Regions from separate parts of the Homo sapiens genome. Here regions 2 and 3 are each linked to region 1. The links are chromatin contacts, found by Hi-C or POLR2A ChIA-PET in ENCODE. All regions are on one chromosome and are shown on one strand. The core of a region is the stretch at or near the end of the contact, and the rest is flanking DNA. Distances in the headings are between cores, read along the strand shown. Region 1 has its middle 17 kb from the start of SAMD9L. Region 2 has its middle 160 kb from the start of BET1. Region 3 overlaps CDK6 (cyclin dependent kinase 6).

Region 1 (3,221 bases), core at 182-2,681:
GAATTCTACCAGAGATACAAAGAGGAGCTGGTACCATTCTTTCTGAAACTATTCCCAACATTAGAAAAAGAGGGAATCCTCCCTAACCTATTTTATGAGGCCAGCACCATCCTGATTCCAAAACACAACAAAAAAAAGAAAATTTCAGGCCAATATCCCTGATGAATATCCATGCAAAAATCCTCAATAAAATACCGACAAACCGAATCCAGCAGCACATCAAAAAGCTTATCCACCACTATCAAGTCGGCTTCATAACTGGGATGCAAGGCTGGTTCAACATATGCAAATCAATAAATGTAATCCATCACATAAACAGAAGCAATGACAAAAACCACATGATTATCTTAATAGATGCAGAAAAAGCCTTTAACAAATTCAACAGCCTCCATGCTTAAAACTCTCAATAAACTAGGTATTGATGAAACATATCTCAAAATAAGTTACCACAAGTTGCACAATGTGACCTTCAGCCATTATCTTCATGGTCCTGGAATGTGTGATACAAAGAACAATGTATAGCCAACCACTAATCAATGTTTTTTTTCTGTAAACCAATGAGAATTCCTGATGAGCAACTTTGTATAATCCCATTCCTGTCCCCCCTCTTCACCTTTAGAAACCTGCTTGTAACAAAGGCCAAATGGGGAGCTCATATCCAAATTTACTGAGGTCTGAGTTTTCTGGGCAACTGTTCTTACCTTGGCTTAAGTAAACTCTTTAAAATTATACTTTGTTCCTCAGCTTCTTCCTTTAGGTCAGCATGTCAAAATTACCATTTAAGTGTCATTATCAGTTTATTGCTCCTATGGATTCTGGTCCAGGTAAGCTGATCTCAGCTATGATTCTCTGTATTTGCTGGTGTCTCCAGATTTCAGGATGACAGTTTATTTTCTGACCTCAATTTTCTGAAGGTTTCAAGAAAAGCAATTGATTTTTCATTTTGTTCAAGATTTTTTTTGTAAAGATGGAAGTGACTATTTCCAAGCCCTCTATGTGTCAGAGATGAAAGCAGAAGTCGAATTTATTTTTTTATTTTATTATTTATTTTCTTTTCTGCTCCCATACTACAAGGAGAATTTATTTTTTAAAAAACAAAACTTAGCATCTAAAATTCCTTCTATGCCATATATTTATGTAATTGTAACCAAAACTTAGACATATTAAAATTTTAATGAGTTTTTTGAACATTTAACAATTCATGAATTACAAGCAGTTTAGCACTTTAGAAAGAGGGTGTGAGGGCAAAACTTTTATAAGGTGCTCATGGAAGCAAGACAAAGAAAATATTTGATTCATTAAAGTGGAAAGTCCCTAGTTAAGGGTTAGTTGGCAGTATCTGATCAGTTAAGCTAAAAGTTTCATTTTGCTATTTACGATGAGTTGGGTTTCAGTTTGCTTATATAGTTGGAAGTTTCTGATTGGTTAAGCTAAAAGTTTCATTTCACTATTTACAATGAGTTGGGTTTCAGTTTGCTTATGTAGGACCTAAGGCCTAAACCCATCTCAGCCTAATGGCCTCTCATTAATTTTGTAACACAAGTTTTTAAATCCAAAATACCTATGTTACACATATATATATATTATGTGTATATATGTACATACAATTTATTTATCTTTCCTTCAACTGTTGGATTTGAACTTTTTCTTGCTCTTCATTAGAACAATAAATATTCTTTTTTATGAACTTGTGTCAGTTTCTTTATGGCATAAACCTAGAAACTGAAAATCTAGATTAGAGACGTGAGTATCAACTTCTCTAGATACTAATTACTTTAACAACTTGTATTTCCAACAAGAATCTGAGAATTCTGTTTAACCTACTTTTTATAATACTTTTCCTACATAATGAATGTGAAATATTACCTTTTTGTAATTTTGACAAGTATTCCCCTTATTACTAGTGAGGTCGAGATATTTTCTTATATTTATTGGCCATTCAGGTTCTCTCCTCTATAAATTGATTTTTTACATATTTTAACCATTTTTCTATCAGGCTGTCATTTTGTATTGATTTGTAGGAACTCTTTCTATGCTGAATATTAATTCTTTGTTGATTTTATAATCCTGTGTTGATTACGTAACTTACTTTTTCTCCCTTATATGGTATCTTCTGATACAAAAAGTTTTTTTAATGTATAAAAATGTATTGGTATTTTCCTTTATGGTTTGTATTTTTGTGTCTTGTGGCAAAATTATTTTTCAATTCTCATGTTTTAAATGTTTTCTTCTGAAATTTTTTCCATTTCATATTTAGGTTTTTAATTCAACTAAATTGTTTTGTCAATTTCACCATGTAATTCAGTTTTCACTTCATATATTTCAAGGCTATGTTGTTACACACTCACAAATTCATTATTATTATATTCTCTTGGTAGAATGTTTTTTATCCCTATCAAAGTTTTCAGTCTTACATTTTATTTTATTTTAATATTGATATATCCTTTGTCTGGTTATTATTTGCCTAGTATATTTTTCAATACTTTCTTTCAAATCTCTGTGTAGTTTTTGTTTTAGTCGGATCTTTTATAAACAACATATAGTCAACATGATAGACTGTACTTCAATAAGTGAATTCAACTTATTTACATTCACTGTGATAACTATATATTCTTTTTCCTTTGTAATTCATGTTTTCTGTTTACCATCTTTCTTCCCCATTTCTTTTTTATTTCTGTTCCTCCCTTCTGGTAGATTAATAAAGTTTTCTACATTTTTTTTTATCTCCTACTCTCATGGAAACCCTAGACTATATTTTTCTTCCCTTAGTTGGCATCCTATATTTTTAATACATATATAGTTTTATTTTAAAATCTGGAATTAATCCACATCTTTATAGTCCTCCTAGAACACTACAATGCTTTAACATCCCTTCATCAAAGCACACACATTCAACCCTTTAATCAATTTGTGTGCCTCCATTTTTCTTAATGTTGTGTGTGACTCCAATTTTTCAAGTCATTTGTCATCCCTCTAAGTCTACTTCTCTTCCTATTAAAGTACATCAAGTAATCAGTTCTCATTGAAAATCAATTAGTGGTAAATTCTAAAGAAATGTGTATGTCTGAAATGTCTTAATTTTGACCTTGGAATTGTGGTTTACCTGAGTGTAAGTTTCTAGGCTGATGAATATTTTCTCTCAAAATATTGAATATATTACTTCCTTGTCTTTTTTCATCAGTTGTTTCTGATGAAAGTTCTGTACTCAGTCTTGTATAGAT
Region 2 (3,221 bases), core at 312-2,811, 1.0 Mb before region 1:
ATTACATATTTCAATAATCAAAATTTATTTCTACTTTGGATCAGTTGCTAATTTGCTTGTCTTCTTGACATCCCTATTCAGTGGCCTTATAAGACTCTACCAGCAATACTGACAATAAATCAAGATCATATATTATCAATCTTTGTCCCTGTAACCCAGTCCTGACTGAGACAAAAAATTCTTAGCAGACTTGAGCTGAAACACCTTTCCTTTCTGTAACTTTTGCTTTCCTTCCCATATTGGTTGTCCATTGGATTTAGCCTCCTGCTTGTGACAGTAATTGAGTTTTAGCTTCTGTCACTCATTATTCAGAAGATTATCTATCTGATTAAGGTATTTCCAGTTTTCTCACCATTCCATATACTTCCCATCAAAACTGAGCCCTTGGTCAAACAGCAGAATATTGCTATATGCAAGAGGATACTTTAAAAATTAAGGGTATGGTGGCTCATGCCTGTAATCCCAGCACTTTGGGAGGCCTAGGTGGGTGGCTCACAAGGTCAGAATTTTGAGACAAGCCTGGCCAATATGGTGAAACCCCATCTCTACTAAAAATACAAAAATTAGCCAGGCATGGTGGTGGGTGCCTGTAGTCCCAGCTACTCGGGAGGCTGAAGCAGGAGAATCGCTTGAACTTGGGAGGCAGAGGTTGCAGTGAGCTGAGACCACGTTACTGCACTCCAGCCTAGGAGACAGAGCGAGACTGTCTCAAAAAAAAAAAAAAAAAAAGATATGAAAGCTTTGTAATCGCCACATCAATCAGTGTTCTGCAAGGTTACACAAGGAGGACAAATTCCATTGTTGACCACGAGGCTTTCCTATTGTATCCTAAGCCTTCCATGTTTTTGACTGTTTTTACTGCCTCATAGAATGAGCATATTGGTTTTCCAAGCAGGGCTGTAATTGATATTTACATAAAACTAGTAATATCTTGCATTATGTATTTGGAAAGACTAATTTACATGGGTCAAATAATGTTTTGACAAGAAAAACATGAATGATTTCAATAACTGGACCCCAAAGAAAAAAATTATAACAAGGAAAAAAGGAATCTGACATAATAGCTGGATTCTGAAAGTTGGAGGGGAAAAGAAATCAAAGCACCTGGACCAAGCCCCTCTGACAGTGTAATAATCTCAGGGAGAAAACATGCTGTCATTCTAAAGTGGGAGCTACATCTTCAGGGCCAAAACTTAAAGCTGGGAGTGAGTGTTTCCCTTTCTCCTTTTGAAGGGGACTACAGTTGCCACCCATGCTAATGATTAAGATCTTGTTCTTGTTCTTATCAATAACTGCTGTCTTATAATACACTATGAATCCTGGCTTTTATTTAAAGCTAATTCCTCCACGTGGACCATGCTTGAGAGCTCTGCCCTTAAAATGGCTATCCCTTTCTCTGCACAATCAACTTTTCTCTCCCAATGCAGCATACACAAATGCTGTAACGGCTCCACTTAAAAACAAAATAAAAAACCAAAACCAAAACCAAAACAAAAAAACACTTCTGTTTTTTGACAGTAGATTTGCCTTCAGCTGCCACCACATTTCTCTGTTCCTCTTTATGACAAAAAACTTCAAAGAGCAATGTTTCTGCCTATATCCATTTTCGTATTTAACATTCTCTATTCTACTACAGTCCTCATCATTCCATTAAAACTGCTCTTTCAAGTCACCAGTGACCTCTGTGTTATCAAACATTGTGGTCAATTTTCAGTCCTCATTTAATTTGGCTCTTCACTGTCACTTGACACTATTGATCTTTGCCTCCTTTTTGAAACAACTTTGCACTGATCCTGCAGGGCATCACCATCTTTTTTATTCTTACTTTAATTGCTGCTTCTTATCAGTCTCCTATTTTGATTTTTCTCCTATTCCCGGTCCTTAATGCTAGAGAACCATAGGGCTCAATTGTCTTTTTTTTTTTTATTATTATTATACTTTAAGTTTTAGGGTACATGTGCACATTGTGCAGGTTAGTTACATATGTATACATGTGCCATGCTGGTGTGTTGCACCCACTAACTCGTCATCTAGCATTAGGTATATCTCCCAATGCTATCCCTCCCCCCTCCCCCCACCCCACAACAGTCCCCAGTGTGTGATATTCCCCTTCCTGTGTCCATGTGATCTCATTGTTCAATTCCCACCTATGAGTGAGAATATGCGGTGTTTGGTTTTTTGTTCTTGCGATAGTTTACTGAGAATGATGATTTCCAATTTCATCCATGTCCCTACAAAGGACATGAACTCATCATTTTTTATGGCTGCATAGTATTCCATGGTGTATATGTGCCACATTTTCTTAATCCAGTCTATCATTGTTGGACATTTGGGTTGGTTCCAAGTCTTTGCTATCGTGAATAATGCCGCAATAAACATACGTGTGCATGTGTCTTTATAGCAGCATGATTTATAGTCCTTTGGGTATATACCCAGTAATGGGATGGCTGGGTCAAATGGTATTTCCAGTTCTAGATCCCTGAGGAATTGCCACACTGACTTCCACAATGGTTGAACTAGTTTACAGTCCCACCAACAGTGTAAAAGTGTTCCTATTTCTCCACATCCTCTCCAGCACCTGTTGTTTCCTGACTTTTTAATGATTGCCATTCTAACTGGTGTGAGATGGTATCTCATTGTGGTTTTGATTTGCATTTCTCTGATGGCCAGTGATGGTGAGCATTTTTTCATGTGTTTTTTGGCTGCATAAATGTCTTCTTTTGAGAAGTGTCTGTTCATGTCCTTCGCCCACTTTTTGATGCAGTTGTTTTGTTTTTTTCTTGTAAATTTGTTTGAGTTCATTGTAGTTTCTGGATATTAGCCCTTTGTCAGATGAGTAGGTTGCGAAAATTTTCTCCCATTTTGTAGGTTGCCTGTTCACTCTGATGGTAGTTTCTTTTGCTGTGCAGAAGCTCTTTAGTTTAATTAGATCCCATTTGTCAATTTTGGCTTTTGTTGCCATTGCTTTTGGTGTTTTAGACATGAAGTCCTTGCCTGTGCCTATGTCCTGAATGGTAATGCCTAGGTTTTCTTCTAGGGTTTTTATGGTGTTAGGTCTAATGTTTAAGTCTTTAATCCATCTTGAATTGATTTTTGTGTAAGGTGTAAGGAAGGGATCCAGTTTCAGCTTTCTACATATGGCTAGCCAGTTTTCCCAGCACCATTTATTAAATAGGGAATCCTTTCCCCATTGCTTGTTTTTCTCAGGTTTGTCAAAGATC
Region 3 (3,221 bases), core at 404-2,903, 540 kb after region 1:
CGTTTTATGCAGAGCCCTAACTGCTCTGCTCTGGAAGCTTGTATGTTGCTTGTGTGGATCTTTTTGCTGCTCCTCTTTCTTCGTGTGGCTGAGCTCCAGTTCTTTTAGTTCAAATACATTTTCTGCTTGTGGTCATTTCAAAAGCACCCACCATCAGAGATGGGATGCCTGGTGACCAAGTACCCATCCTTGTCCAGTGAGCTTCCTGTCCCCACTGAGTATCCTTGGTCACCCAGGTTGGTTCTGCGTTGTTTTGTTTTGTTTTCCTGGGCGAAGGATGGTATGCTACACATCTCATTTTTCTTTGGAGCACCAAAATAGAAAATGAGAACCCTAAGTCTTTGGCAAAATAACTCTGCAACTTTGAGAAAGTCATTTAAAACACCTCGTGAAGGGCTTACACAGTGCCTGGCACATAGTAAGCACTTTAAAAAGTTATCTATTACTGTTACTATTAGAGTTCATCATTAATTATTTAACCTTTTATTTCCTTAACTTCATCTGAGAAATGAAACTCTGACTTAAATTCTCTATAAGATCCTTTCTTGTGCTCAAATTCTTTGGTTTCAGTTACATCGCTCCTTGATGATTTACATAGTTTCATTCATGTCTGCATGTTCATGCATGTATGCATTCATGTTTCTAGAATGTAACTGGGGCACTTCTTCTGACAAAGCATGCAGTGTGGCATCCTTTTTTGGTTTTTTGTGTTTGAAAGGCCCATCCAAATTGGAGTGGAGTAGGAAAAAAGTGGGAGTTCTAGACCAAAAATAGCCCTGATCTTTGGTCTGTGACATTTTATAGGAATCCCAGTGATTTTTATGAAATTCGAAGTCTGTAAGACTGAAAAAAAAAAAAAAACCACCCCTAAAGAACAGATTTTCATATCAGCACTGTCTACTCAAGCGTGACTGCTTAAAACAGTTAATAAAACTGGAACCTGATTTTGTTCTTTTAGTGACTAGAAGCAGCTAGACTTCTGTTAATGCCAGTGCTACTGCTGAGTCAGAACATAGTAGCTTTAAGGCCTGAATAACATTTGCTAGTTTTTTATGCCTGGGGGCTTCCTGGGTCCAGGGCAGGTGATGCTACTGCTCCTACTACTGACCACTCTGTACAGTGGATAAATTCAACACAAAGCCTTCATGTTACCCCTGCTTCTGAATGGCAAGTTATTTAATCACTCGATGAACTCCCATCTATTTTTCCCCATGACTGTTGAATATATTTTGTGTGCATGTGATCATAAAGAGGAAACTAGGGAAAGCAGACATACTGATGACCTTCTGTTAAAAGGAAAGAGAATCTTGACTAAAGTCAGCTTGCCAGGACTTGAAAGCCATCACCTTCTTTCCCTTATTTATACTACCTGACAGTTGTGTCTACCTCCAGCACTGATGTCTGCAATCTTGTTAACATTGTTAGTGCCCCCTTAGTACATGAGGCCAGTGAAATGGACCAGAAGGAACATTTGACCGGCATGTTTGACCTGCTTCCAAAGAAAAGCCAGTTCTGCTTTTGGCAAAGTCCTGACAATCGTAGGTTGCCAACAGCAAAGAAGCTGTAGAGTTCTATGGTTTGTGCCTTTAGATTTTACTTTGTGGTTTCTGGCATTGTGTCATCAAAATTATGTTCTGTTTCCTCTGAATGCATTACCTTGCCAGAGAAAAGGGACAATGCTGCACCCTAGCGTCACTGCTGAAGTACTTGAAAAAATATTTCTGTCTCCTCCATCACTGCCATTTATAGATTTTGTGCCCTGTTGGGCTTGCCAATATAAATGTCAACTTTTAAGGCTTATATTCAGCAGTCCAAATAGTGGAATTAAGTGCAAGCATTTTTAATGGACCTATCAGAATTTCACAACACATATTTGGGCCATAAAAGTTCATTCTGGACATGAAACCAAATTTTTTTTAAGGAAAGCCATATTCACATACTCTTTTTTATTTTTTTCTTTGGAGACAAGGTCTTGCCCTGTTGTCCAGGCTGGAGTACAGTGGTGCGATCTTGGCTCACTGAAGCCTTGGCCTTCCGAGCTCAAGTAATCCTCCTATCTAAGCCTCCCAAGTAGCTGGGACTACAGGCACAGGGCACCACAACCAGCTAATTTTTATATTTTTTATAGAGATGGAGTTTCACCATGTTGCCCAGGCTGGTCTTGAACTCCTGGGGTCAAGTGGTCCACTTGCCTCGGCCTTCCAAACTGCTGGGATTACAGCCACCCCACCTGGTCCATGTTCACATACTCTTAAAGGGAAAAACATTTCTGTGTTTAGGAAGATTTAAGCCTTCAAGTAATAGCAAGTATTAAAAGTGAAACAATAGTTTTAGCCTGTGACATCTTAGAGCATTTTTAAGAATGATGTCATAGCTAAATGGAAATAAAATATTGGAATAGAGAGAACGGAACTCACTCTGGACTCTGTGACTGAGCTTGCTATCTGTGACTTTGGCAGTTCATTTTATTCCTCATTCTCAATTTCCCCATCTATAAAATGAGACTAATAACACCTGACTTACATGTCTTAGGAAATTATTACAGGAATCAGAGGAGGTGATAGACTTAAAGTTTTATATATATAGTTATGTGTTTGTTTAAAATTTTATATAAAATTATATAAAGTTATTTGTATATGTACACACATACAAACAGAGATGTGCTGTTCCTCTGAAGGCTTTTGGCATTCAGTTGATCATATACTTGCAAGATGTAATTAGATGTAGATACATTCAAAGCCACAAATAAAAAAGATTTTAAATATTTCTAGGAGTTATTAATATAATCAATTTCTAGCTGACTGGTGAATATACACAAAAATATTGATACACATAGACCTGACAACTAAAAAGGAATGAAAGGAAATTTTTAAAGCTCTCTAACAAGCATTTTTCATTCCCTCCTCTGCCCTGTCCCATTGTATCCAGACACTTACACGTGCATTTCTTTTCATAATTAATAGTGGTATTTTTGGTTTTTTTCTTTTTACTTCTATTGTAGGCTGTACTATTGAACAAATCTATATATTGCTCATTGTCATTTCTATTTATTGCTTCTAGTAAATATGTCCATGAATCTGTCTTTGCCTCAATAATGTAGCTCTCTCAGTATGCCTGATAGAGGCCGAATTACAGTGTCTTCCCCAGACACCCAGGCAGAGAAGCCATGATGACAGGGTTATCTTCCCAGCTGAAGTCTATGGCCTGGGCTCCGTGTAGGT

What was found. Hi-C counts contacts between places; a loop is a spot of excess contacts on that map. ChIA-PET counts read pairs that join two places held with the same protein, here RNA polymerase II (POLR2A). Pooled maps may share reads with other maps.
Region 2: a map with no recorded cell type shows a loop between it and region 1 (8-fold over the local background). The contact joins two enhancer-like sites. A Hi-C loop is called at or near these places in 1 of 168 maps with a recorded cell type or tissue (posterior vena cava), 4 of 37 single-sample maps with no recorded cell type and 3 of 50 pooled maps.
Region 3: a pooled map shows a loop between it and region 1 (6-fold over the local background). The contact joins two enhancer-like sites. A Hi-C loop is called at or near these places in 2 of 37 single-sample maps with no recorded cell type and 5 of 50 pooled maps. POLR2A ChIA-PET finds 5 or more read pairs at or near these places in 2 of 52 experiments (GM12878 and activated T-cell).

What each region holds. Positions count from the first base shown.
Region 1 is chr7:93,163,826-93,167,046 of GRCh38, reverse strand. No RefSeq gene overlaps it. Among named protein-coding and RNA genes, the nearest start is that of SAMD9L, 17 kb to the right of the region's middle. RefSeq lists an enhancer at 1,289-1,358. Within about 2 kb of position 1,431, at least 4 of the 41 ENCODE cell types and tissues checked have a DNase peak (open chromatin) inside an H3K27ac peak, as active enhancers do; they include GM12878, where a contact is called at or near this core.
Region 2 is chr7:94,159,236-94,162,456 of GRCh38, reverse strand. No RefSeq gene overlaps it. Among named protein-coding and RNA genes, the nearest start is that of BET1, 160 kb to the right of the region's middle. RefSeq lists an enhancer at 1,383-1,492. Within about 2 kb of position 1,561, at least 3 of the 41 ENCODE cell types and tissues checked have a DNase peak (open chromatin) inside an H3K27ac peak, as active enhancers do.
Region 3 is chr7:92,619,648-92,622,868 of GRCh38, reverse strand. All of the region lies in intron 6 of CDK6 (cyclin dependent kinase 6), which reads left to right. Among named protein-coding and RNA genes, the nearest start is that of FAM133B, 31 kb to the right of the region's middle. Within about 2 kb of position 1,653, at least 5 of the 41 ENCODE cell types and tissues checked have a DNase peak (open chromatin) inside an H3K27ac peak, as active enhancers do; they include GM12878, where a contact is called at or near this core.